2 separate regions of the Homo sapiens genome follow, and region 2 is linked to region 1. A link is a contact called in ENCODE POLR2A ChIA-PET data. All regions are on one chromosome and are shown on one strand. Each heading gives the region's core, a stretch centred on a gene start or an enhancer-like site at or near the end of the contact. The rest is flanking DNA. Distances are from core to core; before and after follow the strand shown.

Region 1 (6,229 bases), core at 2,185-4,684:
AGCCCATACCAAGAAGCTGGCTCATCTGGTCTTGTGATCCTACCCAAGAACTGACTCACTGCAAGAAGACAGCTTCAGTCGCATGATTTTTATCTCTGATCCAACCAATTGTTATCCCCATTCCCTAGCCCCATGCCCACCAAACTATCCTTGAAAAACCCTAGGCTCCCAGCTTTCAGAGAGGCTGATTTGCATAATAAGCTCTGGTATACCACATGGCTAGCCTTGCACTGATTAAACTCTTTCTCTACTGCACTACTACTGTCTTCATAAATTGGCTGTCCTGTGCAGCTGGCAAAATTCCATTGGGCAATTACAGGCTCAGCTCATTCTCCATTATAATTTTGTTTAAAAATGGGCCAGGCGAGTGACTCATGTCTGTAATCCCAGCACTGTGGGAGGCCAGGATGGGAGGATCACCTGAGCCCAGGAGTTCAAGACCAGCCTGGGCAAATAGTGGAATCTCATCTCCACAAAAAATTTTGTTAGAAGTTAGCCAAGTGTGGTGGCATACAACAGCTGTCCCAGTTACTCAGGAGGGTAAGGTGGGAGGATCACGTGAGCCCAGAAGGTCAAGGCTGCAGTGAGCCATGACTGCATAAATGCACTCCAGCCTGAGTAACAGAGTGAGATCCTGCCTCAAAAAAAAATTATAAAAAAAGGTATAAAAATGACAGCCGACTCTATGAATATACTAAAACCAGTGAATTGTACACTTTATACAAATGAAATAGCACCAAGTACGGGTGTTGCTTAAAAGGACACCTTTGGATCCTTCATAGGATGTCACCATTAGAGGATCTGGGGAGAATATAGGACTCTATTATTTGCAACTTCCTGTGAGTCTATAATTTTTCAAAATAAAAGTTTAAAAATGGGTTAGATAATAACAAATCTCAGTATTTACTAACTCCAATAGAATAATTGGAGAAATCAGTCAAAATATTTAAAAGTGACCCTGGCCCCATTTTCCAGCACATGCCCAAGGTCCTGGGTGCTGAGGGAGCCGTGGGTCCTCCTTCCCTGGGGTGGAGCCTTCTCTGTCCCTGGGCTCCTGGCACAGACTCCCTCCAGGACCCAGATGGGGTGGGCGGGGTCCTCACACTGTGCCCTCTCCCCACCCTGCCCGCCCCAGCTCAGGGCCGGAATCCAGGGATCCCAGGCTGGGTCCCACCCACGGTCATATCTCCCTGTGGCTCCTGGTCTCTACTGCACCCCCAGCCTCGGCACTGGGTTGACCCTGGAAGGCCTCCTGGGTGCAGGAAGGGGTGGGACCCTTGTCTTTACTCGCATGTGGCGGCATCCCCCTGGCAGCGGGAAGGGCCCTCCCCTGGACACATCTGTGCAGGTTCCAATAACCAGTCACACGGGAGCGTTTGGGCGCAGCATTAAAAAAATGCTCCGAGTTAATTTCCTGGGCCCAGCTCCTTTCCACTCTGGATTTCAGCCTCTTAGGAGAATAAGCCAGCGAAGTGGGGTTGGGCCGCAGACACAGGAGTGGGAGAAAAGTGGAGGGGAGGGTCCATGTAGTCAGACCAATACTCCCACTGAAACCAGATCATATGGTGGACTCAGTGTTTTAATGCTGTGGTTTTGGCCAGGCATGGTGTCTCCCATCTGTAATCCTGGCACTTTGGGAGGCTGAGGCAGGTGGGTCGCTTGAGCCCAGGAGCTCGAGATCAGCCTGGGCAACATAGCCAGACCCTGTCTCTAAAAAAAAAAAAGTTTTTAATTAGCCGGGTGTGGTAGTGCACACCTGTAGCCTCAGCTACTGGAGAGGCTGAGGCAGGAAGATGGCTTGAGCTCAGCAGGTCAAGGCTACAGTGAGCCATGGTCACACCACTGTACTCCAGCCTGGGCAACAAAGAGAGATTTTGTCTCAAAAAAAAAAAAAGTGTCTTTTTAAAAAACTGGAATGCTGGCAAGATAATCACCAGACCCAATGGAAGGGAAGCAGGACTCTGTGGGGTCAGCCAAGCAGGAGGACCCAGGAGAGTTTAGGGGGTGAATGAGAACATTGATTCCCATGGGCTCTGGGGGAGGGAAAACAACACAACCCTTGGGTCCTGGAGTGGGGTGTCTACGGGAAATCCCCTCCACGCTGTACTGGGCGCACAAAGGGAGTTCGCCCAGAAGCACGTGCACAGCCTCTGGGGCGGGCGCCTGCATTGCACCCCTCAAAATATTGCTACCATGATGTGCAAGGACAAGGTGGGGCACAAAGGTAGCCAAGCACCAAAGACAGAAGCCAGGACAAAGAGGGGCTCCAGACCACAGAAACATGCCCACCGGGCGGCAGAGCAGGGGACAGACTCTGTGCCCCCGTACTTCTATTCCATGTCCTGGGTCTCACCTCACACCTTTCTTGCAGTTCATGTGTCTCTCACTGTGTCCACAATGATATTCTACACATCCAGAAGGGTTTGTAGTAATTATAGGGTTTTTTGTTTCTATAACTCATATTTATTTATTTTTATTGGTACACAATAATTGTACATATTTATGGGGTACGTGGGATATTGTAATACATGCATACAATCTGTAATGATCAGATCAGGGTATTAGGATATTCATCGTCTCAAATGTTTGTCACTTTTTTTTTTGAGATGGAGTCTTGCTCTGTCACCCAGGCTGGAGTGCGGTGGCACGATCTCAGCTACTGCAACCTCTGCCTCCCAGATTCAAGTGATTCCCCTGCCTCAGTTTCCCAAGTAGCTGGAACTACAGGTGCGCGCCACCATGCCCAGCTAATTTTTGTGTTTTTAGTGGAGACAGGGGTCTCGCCGCATTGGCCAGACTGGTCTCAAACACTTGACCTCAAGTGATCCACCCGCCTTGGCCTCCCAAAGTGCTGGGATTATAGGTGTGAGCCATGTGGAGGAAAAGTTAAATATTAAATTTGAACTCCATTGAACTTGAACACAAGGAATGGTTATGTGCCAGTAAATAGCCTCTGGGCATCTGCCTGGGAGCTAATAACCTATACTGATTGTTCTGGTAAGGTACATTTTCTACCTTAAGGCAAACAAACAACAGAATCTACAGAATAGGCTAACCTTCCTGTATTCCCTGAGTCCAGTCATGAAGGGCCCTCGTGCCTGGGGCTCAGGCCAAAAAAGGAATACTACAAAAGGGTGAGGGTCCCAGACCCCGCCGAAGCTCCGCAAGAACTCTCCTCGTCTGTGCGCGGACGGGCGGCCGACTCTGGAGCCCAGGCTGCTGCTTCCCTGTCTGGTGATGCTTCCTCCATAGTCCAGTGGGTGTAAATATATACAGATATATCTTTTCTTGTCCCTTTCCCACTGTGATTTGCTTATTATATTTGTGTTGCCATATACTTGGGATGAAGGCTGTTTGCCCTTAAAAGTATCGTGTGTGCCTTTTCTTCACCCCCCGGGCATTTCCCACACAGAAACTTTTGGTATCAGGAACAGGATTCGAAAACGAAAGTATGCCACTTTCCAGTCGCAGGGACTGGGCTGGAGGCTCGGGGACTTCCCACATCCCGGGATGGGAACTTCCCCAGTTCTCCCCCTCGGCGACTGAATAGTCCAGGGGAACTGGCTTTTGTGAAAATTGGGAATCTAAGTTAGTGCATTTTGAACTGTTGGCTGTGTGTGAGGTGCTGCAGGAAATTCTAGTTTGATAAGGGGATGCCGAGGGAATTTCCTGGCATGGATGCTGCTTGCTTACTGCTTATAAGTTAATGTGTCAAGATAGGGACCGGTTGCTACAAAAGAAATGTAAGCTGGAAAAGGAAAATGCTAATTTGACTTCCAGACTGGCCCTGGCCCAATGCCAGGCCTATGTCTTGACTGATCAAGCTCAAAGCTAGTAATGCTTCCTCCATAGTCTGGTGGGTGTAAATATATATAGACATAGCTCTTCTTCTCCCTTTCCCACTGCGATTTGCTTATTATGTCTGTATTGCCATATACTTGGAATAAAGGTGTTTACCCTTAATAGTATTGTGTATTGTGCCCTTTCTTCTCCCCTCTCGCGTCTCCCACACAGAACAATGTCCAGCAGTATTTTTTAGTAACTACAGTTTTTTTTCTAGAATTCATATTTATTTTGTTGGTACACAATAATTGTACATATTTATGGGGGACATGGGATATTGTAATACATGCATACAATTTATAATGATCAAATCAGGGTATTAGAATATTCATCACCTCAAATATTTGCCATTTCTATGTGTTGGGAACATTTCATATCTTCTCTTCTAGCTTTTTTTTTTTTTTTCCTTGAGATGAAGTCTTGCTCTGTCTCAGACTGGAGTGCAGTGGCGCGATCTCGGCTAACTGCAAACTCCGCCTCCCGGGTTCAAGTAATTCTTTTGCCTCAGCCTCCCAAGTAGCTGGGACTACAAGCATACACCACCACACCTGGCTAAGTTTTGTATTTTTAGTAGAGATAGGGTTCCACCGTGTTGGCCAGCCTGGTCTCAAACTCCTGACCTCAAGTGATCCACCCGCCTCGGCCTCCCAAAGTGCTGGGATTACAGGTGTGAGCCATGGTGCCTGGCCATCTTCTAGCTATTTTGAAGTATACAAGAAATTATTTTTAATTATACTCACCCTACTATGCTATCAAACACTAGAACTTATTCCTTCTAATTGTATGTTTGTACTCAGTAATCAATCTCTCTTCATCCCCACGCTGCACCTTTCCCAGCCTCTGGTAACTTATCTTTCTACTTTCTATCTCTATGAGATCCACTTTTAAAACTCCCACATATGAATGAAAACATGCAATATTTGTCTTTTTGTGCCTGGCTTATTTCAATTCACATAATAACCTCCAGTTCCATCCATGTTGCTGCAAATGACAGCGTTTTATTTTTTATGGGCAAATAGTATTCAAATTGTATACACATACACATATATATTCATCTGTTGCTGGACATATAGGTTGATTCCGTATCTTGGCCACTGTGAATAGTGCTGCACTAAACATGTGAGTGCAGGTATCCCTTTGATATACTGATCTCCTTTCTTTTGGATAAATATCCAGGAGTGGGATTGCTGGATCACATGGTAGTTCTATATTTAGTATTTTGAGAATTCTCCATACTGTTTTTCATAATGGCATGCTAATGTTCATTCCCACCAATGTTGTATAAGAGTTCTCTTTTCTCCGCCACCTCACCAGCATTTATTTGTTGTCTTTTTGAAATAGCCATTCTAACTGGGAGGAGATGATATCTCACTGTGGTTTTAACTTGTAATTCCCTGATGATTAGCGATGTTGAGCATGTTTTCATATACTTGTGGGTCATTTGTATGTCTTCTTTTGCTAAATGTCCATTCAGATCATTTGCCCATTTTAATGTGGTTGTTTTTTGGCTGTTGAGTTGTTTGAATCCTTGTATCTTCTGGATATTAGTCCTTTGTCAGATGAATAGTTTGCCTTCATTATGTTGAGGTATGTTCCCTCTATACTTAATTTGTTGAGAGTTTTTATCATGAAGGGATGTTGAATTTTATCAAATGCTTTTTCTGCATCTATTGAGATGATCATATAGTTTTTATTCTTCATTCTGTTGATGTGATATATCACATTTATTGATGTGTATATGTTGAACCACCCTTGCATCCCTGGAATAAATCCCACTTGATCATGGTGTATTATCTTTTTGATGTGTTGTTGGATTCAGTTTGCTAGTATTTGTTGAAGATTTTTGCGTCTATGTTTATCAGAGATACTGGCCTGTAGTTTTCTCTTTCTTCTTTTGTCATGTCCTTGTCTTATTTTTGATATCAGGGTAATTCTGGCTTCATAGAATGAGTTAGGAAGAATTCCTTCCTCTTCCACTTTTTGGAATAGTTTGAGAAGAATTGATGTTACCTGTTCTTTATAATTTTAGTAAAATTCAGCAGTAAAACCATTTGGTCCTCGGCTTTTCTTTGTTGGAAGATGTTTCATTACTGATTCAATCTCATTACTCATTATTTGTCTGTTCAGGTTTTCTGTTTCTTCCTGGTTCAATCTTAGTAGGATATATATATTCAGGACTTTATTTCCTCTAGGTTTTCCAATTTATTAGTGTATAGTTGTTCATAACAGTCTCTAATGATCCTTTGTATTTCTGTGTGTTCATTGTAATGTCTCCTTTGTCATTTCTGATTTTATTTGGGTCTTCTATTTTTTTTGTTAGTATAGCTAGTGGTTCATCAATTTTTCTTGTATTTTTTAAAAACTAACTTTTTGTTTTGTTGATCCT
Region 2 (6,229 bases), core at 1,305-3,804, 280 kb after region 1:
CAGTCCTGGGCTGGAATTCAGTGTGGCTGCCTGGGTTACTTGTATGCGCCCCTGAAGGAAGGGTCCACTCCAGGCCGCCTGGTCCCTGCGAAGTGTCACACTGTGGGTCACCGGGGGCTGTGGCTAATGTGGTCCGGGAGGCCTGTGTCCCTGAGAGTTGCTCAGCCCTGCTCCGAGGGCTTGTCCTCTCCTTCCAGGACCCAGCTTCCCTTCTAACCTTGTTACTCACCTGGGGCACAGAGGAGGGGCCCCCAGTCAGGTTCAACATGGAAGTGGGTGACCCTAATGCCAGGAGCTTTGGGGTCAGGCTGTCCCTGGGGTGTCATGAACTGGGTGACGCACACCCCTGAGATCTCAGTTCCCCCAAGCCTGCCCTGCCCCTCCTGGCCACAGCAAAGGCCTGCATGGTGTCTGATGGGTGGACACCGGGAGGTGTTTCTTTGAGGCGCAGCTCCATGGTTTATAGGACACATAGGCCTCAGGCACCGTAGGGTCCAGGTTGTGCCCATTTTCCAGCCGGGGCTGGTTGCCCTGGTGGCAGCCCTGGGTGAGTCACCAGGGTCCGCACATGGAGAGCGGGAGGTCCCAGCCCACCCTTAGTTGTCACATGGGACAGAGTTGCTGTGTCAATCCCCTCGGCCCTGCTGCTCTGCCCTGCACACAGGCCCCCATGATGACCTTGAGCCTCCAGGCATCCACCCCCACCGTATGGCCCTCTAGACCCAGCTGGGCCTCACCCCACTCCCTCAGCTTGGATCCTCACGTGGCCTGGAGCCAGCATTAAACTCCTGTATGTCCTTCAAGACCCCTTCAAATGTCCTTTTCTCAGCATGCTTCCCCAGACATCTAATGCCCAGGCGGGAGAGTCCTGCACACCATGTCCCGAAGGAGTCCCCATAGCAGAGGAGCAGAAGGCAAGCAGCGCCCCAGTTCTGTGATGGGGAGCCTGACTTTCAGAGGTAGAGCTGGGCCCATGGCCGTGAGTGACCGATGAGCAGGCCCGGATGGTCAGCGCGAGTCAGCAGCACGGGCTCATCATGGGGCACGGATTCACCAGAAACTCCCTGCCTGGCCCAGTGTGTACTCGCCTGTGGCCCTCAGATTTTCCCTGGCAATTCCTCCCCGCTCACCCTGCTGTCCTGCACTGAGACAGTGGCACATGACTCCCAGCTGCCCAAGCCCTGGAAGGTCCCAGACCCTGGCTCTGACTCAGCTGCTTGGAGGGTCCTAGTCCTGGGAACTGCCCTAGAGCCGAGATTAGAGTACCCCTCCCTCAGGAAGCCCCGGGGTGTCAGCTGCTCCTGGGCCTCACTCTGCCCCACCCATGCCTGCCTCAGGGCCCAGCCCCTCACCCAAGAGCCCCAGAGGCCTGGGCCCAACCTGGGCTTCACGGGTGGGGACCAGGGCAGGGTTTCTGGGTGGGTGGAGGGCAGCAGGCCGGTGGGGGCACACCCTGTCTAGTAGCATGTGATGAGGCAGGGTTGCCCCTGAGGGCCCAAGAGGCCCTCACCCCTGCAGCCTAGGTCTGGGGCTGTCCCCTCCACTCCCTCTTCTCTGCCTCCATTGCGGCTTTGCTCTCTCCACCCACCACCTCTGGGCCAGAAGATGGAGGATACGTGGGCTGCCAGGGGACCCGAGTCCCCCAACAGTCCACTGCACAGGTAGGGAAACTGAGGCACAGAGCTGCAACTCCGGAATCCTGGCCATAAGTGGTTCCCCAGTGCATGACCCTAGAGGGCAGAGAGTTTTCAGGCAGAGTCCTGGAAGGTTCCTCAGAAAAGGAGACACCTGTGCAGGTGGACATTGGAGAAGGGTGGGCAAGTCATGCAGGGGGGTGGGAGGTGCCCCAGAAGCAGTGGGTGGAGAGGGTGCACTTCCAGCCTCTGGGCTGGCAAGTGCCATTTCCAAAGCTGCTCTAAGCAGGGTGGGCACTGGACTCAGTGCCCCCACAGCCCCGGGGCTGTTGGGCTCGCACGCCAGCCTGGAGGGGCCTTGAGCGAGAGGGTCCCCAGAGAGGGGCCTGGCTCCTGATGCCCTCAGGAGGGAGTGAGCAACTGCCGGGCCTCGCGCCCTGTCCTCACCAGCCACAGAGGGTGGGCGCTGTCATCAGTATGCATGGGTTGAGTGCCTCCCACGTGCCAGCCCCTGCCCATTCAGGACGCCCAGGCCTGCCCTTCGGGGCTCCCAGGAGCCAGACCCAGATCTGGGCACACAGTGCAGAGTGAGCTGTGGCTGCGGGAGCGGTGGTGGCCTGGACCCTGTGTGGCAGGTGTGGGTCGGTGTGGAGTGGGGGAGTGGACGGGCCTTTCTGTCTCAGGAGCTCTGCGCACTGCCCACTCCTGGACACTGGAACTTAGCCTCGAGAGAAGTCGCTTCCCGAGGTGGCCAGCGGGTTGGCAGCAGACAGGCTGGGTGCCAGGTGTGTGCACCCCGGAGCCAGCGGGTTGGGCCCTGCCCCCGGTGGGTCATCAGTGAACAAGGAGGGGCACAGTGGGACCAGCCTGCTGCCCTGCCCCAGCAGTGGCCTTGCCAGCCCATGGGCCCTCCCCACGCGGAGCCTCTGTGCCCAGGGGAGCCTGTGTGGCCCAGCCCGGTAGCCAGGACGAGGGCGTTTCAAAGTCAGGCCGCCTCCAAAGCAGTGGCGTTGGTGGGAGGGAATAACTTGCTCCCACCAGGCTGAGAATAGCTCAGAATTGGGTCACGCTCACCGAGATCTCCGGTCACAGCCTCCAGCCTTTGACAATAATCAGCTTTCTCCCCGACATCTGTCCCTTCAAAGAGGGGGCAGGCCAGTGCAGGCACTTCTAGAAGCAGCAAAGCAGAGGGGACGGGAGTGGGGAGGGGCGTCCTCACCTCCTGGCCCCCCATGGCAGGCCCCCTCCCTCCCATGCTCCCACCCCATGCTCCCTTCCGTGCCTCAGGTCCCACCAGCTTCCCGCGCAGGGCCAGGTAGGGGAGCAAAGCACGGCAGTGCCCCCTGACAGATGAGGACACCAGCTAGGGGCTGCGGGGAGGGTGGCGCCTGTGCCTGGCCCTCTGGTGCTCTGCCACCCATGCCCCTCAGCTCCTGAGACTTAGGGGCCTGCATGCCACTGCCCCAAGCCGCCCTCCTCTCGCCCCTCCCGGTCTGTCCTGGGCTCTTCTAACGTGGTTGAAGGGCATGGGTCAGAGCAGGCCGTCCTGCTCCGCCAGGCTTTTGGGGGCTTGTTTCCCCCAGCCCAGGACTTCACCCCGTGTCTTGTTTCCTATCCATTTTCCCGTGTCGGGCCCTCCTCATCCCAGAGCAGCCTTGAGAGGGCTGAGGTGGGTGGTGTCACAGGCCCTCAGAGCCTGCATCTGTGCTGTCACCTGCGTATGCTGCCACCAGGTGGGTGCTGAAGCCATCCTCGTAGCAGCATAGTAGGTGCCTCCTGCACAGAGAGATAGATATGCCTACCACATGCCAGGCACGCTGATTTTGGTTCTTTAATCTTTTTTTTGGAGACCGTCTTGCTTTGTCGCCCGGGCTGGAGTGCAGTAGCGCGATCTCGGCTCACTGCAAGCTCCGCCTCACGGGTTCACGCCATTCTCCTGCCTCAGCCTCCCGAGTAGCTGGGACTACAGGTATCCGCCACCTCGCCTGGCTAATTTTTTTTTTTTTTTTTTTTTTTTGTATTTTTAGTAGAGACAGGGTTTCACCGTGTTAGCCAGGATGGTCTTGATCTCCTGACCTCAAGATCCACCCACCTCGGCCTCCCAAAGTGCTGGGATTACAGGCGTGAGCCACCGCGCCCGGCTGGTTCTTTAATCTTTAAAAACCCACAAGGCAGTTCCCGTGTTCTAGGTGACGACACCATTGCTAAACTTTAGCCACAGGTATGTTCCTGAAGTGCCCGTGACACTAAGCATCTCAAGATGTGGCCCCTGGACCGGCTGGTCAGCGTCGTCCCCACCCCACCCCTGCTGAGCCGAAACTCCAAGGCAGGGCCCAGGGGGCCCCCTTTCCCCAAGCCTCCAGGTGCTCTGGTACTCAAATTTGAGAATCACTGCTGGAAGACCCGGGAGTCTCGCAAACATTTCTTTTTATTTCTTAAATAAAAACCCCCGTTATTAACTGAAGCGGCAGCTCTCTGGCAGCTTCCTGCAAGCAGCTGGTTGATCCTCTGAGGCTGCACTGTCAGTTGCAGCTCAGTTTCACCCGGTGTGGCTGGACTGTCTGCTTCTGAGCCCCAGACCCTGTCGCTCCCTGCTGCTCCCCTGTGAATGCCCTCGTGCTCCCAGAGAGAAACTGAGGCAGCAACAGCAGGTAGCTGTGCGCAGACCCCGCTGGGCCCCAGTTTGAATAAACCAAATGTCTTTTACAAAATAGGACAGTTGGGAAGCTTGAAGCTTGAGTGGCCGTTTTGTGAGTTTAAGGAGTGGCCACATTTGCGAGCATGCTGACAAAGTGCTGGGGAATGACAGGGTGGCTGAGATCCAACTCTGAATAACAGGGTTGGGGAGGAAGGGGAGTAGACCTCAAACCAGGCTGGCCACAGACTCCTGGGAGCTGCGTACAGGATTCTTCACACGATTCTGCTGGTGCATTTCTTTGACAATTTCCAAAAGTTTTTATTTTTGAAAAAAGGAGACTGGGTGTGGTGGCTCATGCCTGAGGCCAAGATGGGAGGATCGCTTGAGCCCAGCCTGGGCAACACAGGGAAACCCTGTCTCTACAAATGATTAAAAAATAAAAAAAGGAGAGATGCCCCAGGCCAGTGGCCAGCACTGGTAGCTGGCAGGACCCAGCCTGTCACCCAGGGTGCTGGCATGGCACATGTAGGCTGAATGCAGTCCGGGGCCTGGCCCCTGCCTGGAAGCCCTGGGCCTGCAGAGACACGGGCCCTGCAGAGGAATGCTGGGCCAGCTGTGGGCGGGGGGCTGGCCATGGATGGGGTGGGGACAGTGGGGGCGACAGGCACAATAGACATTCTGGGTGCCAGGCAACGGGGAAGCAGACGCTTCTTGGCGGGGAAACCCTGAGGGGCCCAGGCCACACCTGTCCCTCAGCAATGTGGCGTGCACCCCCACCCTCAGGCCATTGAGGCTCACTGGCTGCCTGGCCCCTCAGGGTGAAGGGCAGCCACCCTCCTGGTGGGGCTTCAACACTCCCTGATGCCAGCCCCCACCCAACTGAGGACCTGGTCGGAGGGTGCCTCGATGGCTCCTGCAGCCCCGAGCTCTGGCCTGCTCACCTCTTCGTGGCCTCTGTCTCGGGGCCGCCGGCACTCCCCGCCTCTCCTGCCTCTGACTGTGCCTGCCTGGCTGGTGCCCCCAGGTGTAGGCAGGCCCTCATGGGGTTCAGAACAGGGCTTGGAGTTCTGGTGGAGCCTCCATCCCCTGCCACCCCTCTCCTGGCCCCAGACTCAGTAGCCCCCAGCCCTGCCAGCCAGGCTCTGCCAGAGCCACAGGGCCCCTGTGGCTGTCCCTGTCCAGTGGCTCCCTTCAGGCTCCACATCCTCCCCCTCCGTGGATGGCCCTGCTAAGGAGCTCTGGGCCCAGCTGGTGGCCAGGAGGAGGGAGGCTAGGAGGTCGCCGTGCCCGGTGGCCTTCCCCACCTCACAGACGGTTCTTGAGCTTCTGGGCACAGCGGCCAGCCCTCGCCCTCCCCCAACACACGCCCTCCGTCCCTCTGCCTCAGCCCCTGCCTCTTGCCCCAGCCCTGAGGGTAGAGGTCGGACCCCAGCTGCTGTCTGCAGTGGCACCCAGGGTCCCGGCTAAAGCACACATTCCGTGTGGGCCAAGAGTGTACACAGTTCCTTTCCGTCCTGGGTGAGCCAGGCGTACAGTAGGCGCTCCGTGAACACACAGTGGAACCCGCCGGGCAGTGCCGCCACCCTCCGGTGGTCTCAGCCCCCGCTGCTCTGTTTGCATGGCTTTTGCCACTCTGGTCTCTGCCACCCGTTCCTCGCTGGCCTCACTGGGCCCTTTGCCCCACACCAGGAGGTATCCAGTGCCCTCCATGGGGAGGGACGCCTCCTTTGTGCTCTGCCTGGGGAAGGCAGGGAGGCTGGGGCAGGGGCGGGTCCCAGCCCTACCACCCTGGGCGGGGCTTTGGCCAAAGGCCTTGCCCTCTCTGAGCCTCAGTCCCCTGCCCGTCCCAGGGGTACCCTCAGGAGCTCCCGAACTGGGCTCGTGGGAGTCTCCTTGAGGCTGGCATTGGAAGTGCCCAGGAGTGCCCCAGGCCTGCCAGCCCCTCATTCCACCGCGT

The links. ChIA-PET counts read pairs that join two places held with the same protein, here RNA polymerase II (POLR2A).
Region 2: POLR2A ChIA-PET joins it to region 1 with 11 read pairs in activated T-cell. The contact joins two enhancer-like sites. POLR2A ChIA-PET finds 5 or more read pairs at or near these places in 2 of 52 experiments (AG04450 and activated T-cell).

Annotation. Positions count from the first base shown.
Region 1 is chr14:103,257,222-103,263,450 of GRCh38, forward strand. No RefSeq gene overlaps it. Among named protein-coding and RNA genes, the nearest start is that of LINC00605, 71 kb to the left of the region's middle. Within about 2 kb of position 3,435, at least 26 of the 41 ENCODE cell types and tissues checked have a DNase peak (open chromatin) inside an H3K27ac peak, as active enhancers do.
Region 2 is chr14:103,536,271-103,542,499 of GRCh38, forward strand. It overlaps TRMT61A (tRNA methyltransferase 61A), which reads left to right. Exons shown (of 4, transcript NM_152307.3): 4 at 1-803. LOC124903392 (a long non-coding RNA gene) reads right to left here. Exons shown (of 2, transcript XR_007064357.1): 2 at 4,045-6,229. Among named protein-coding and RNA genes, the nearest start is that of TRMT61A, 10 kb to the left of the region's middle. RefSeq lists an enhancer at 5,836-6,229. Within about 2 kb of position 2,555, at least 6 of the 41 ENCODE cell types and tissues checked have a DNase peak (open chromatin) inside an H3K27ac peak, as active enhancers do.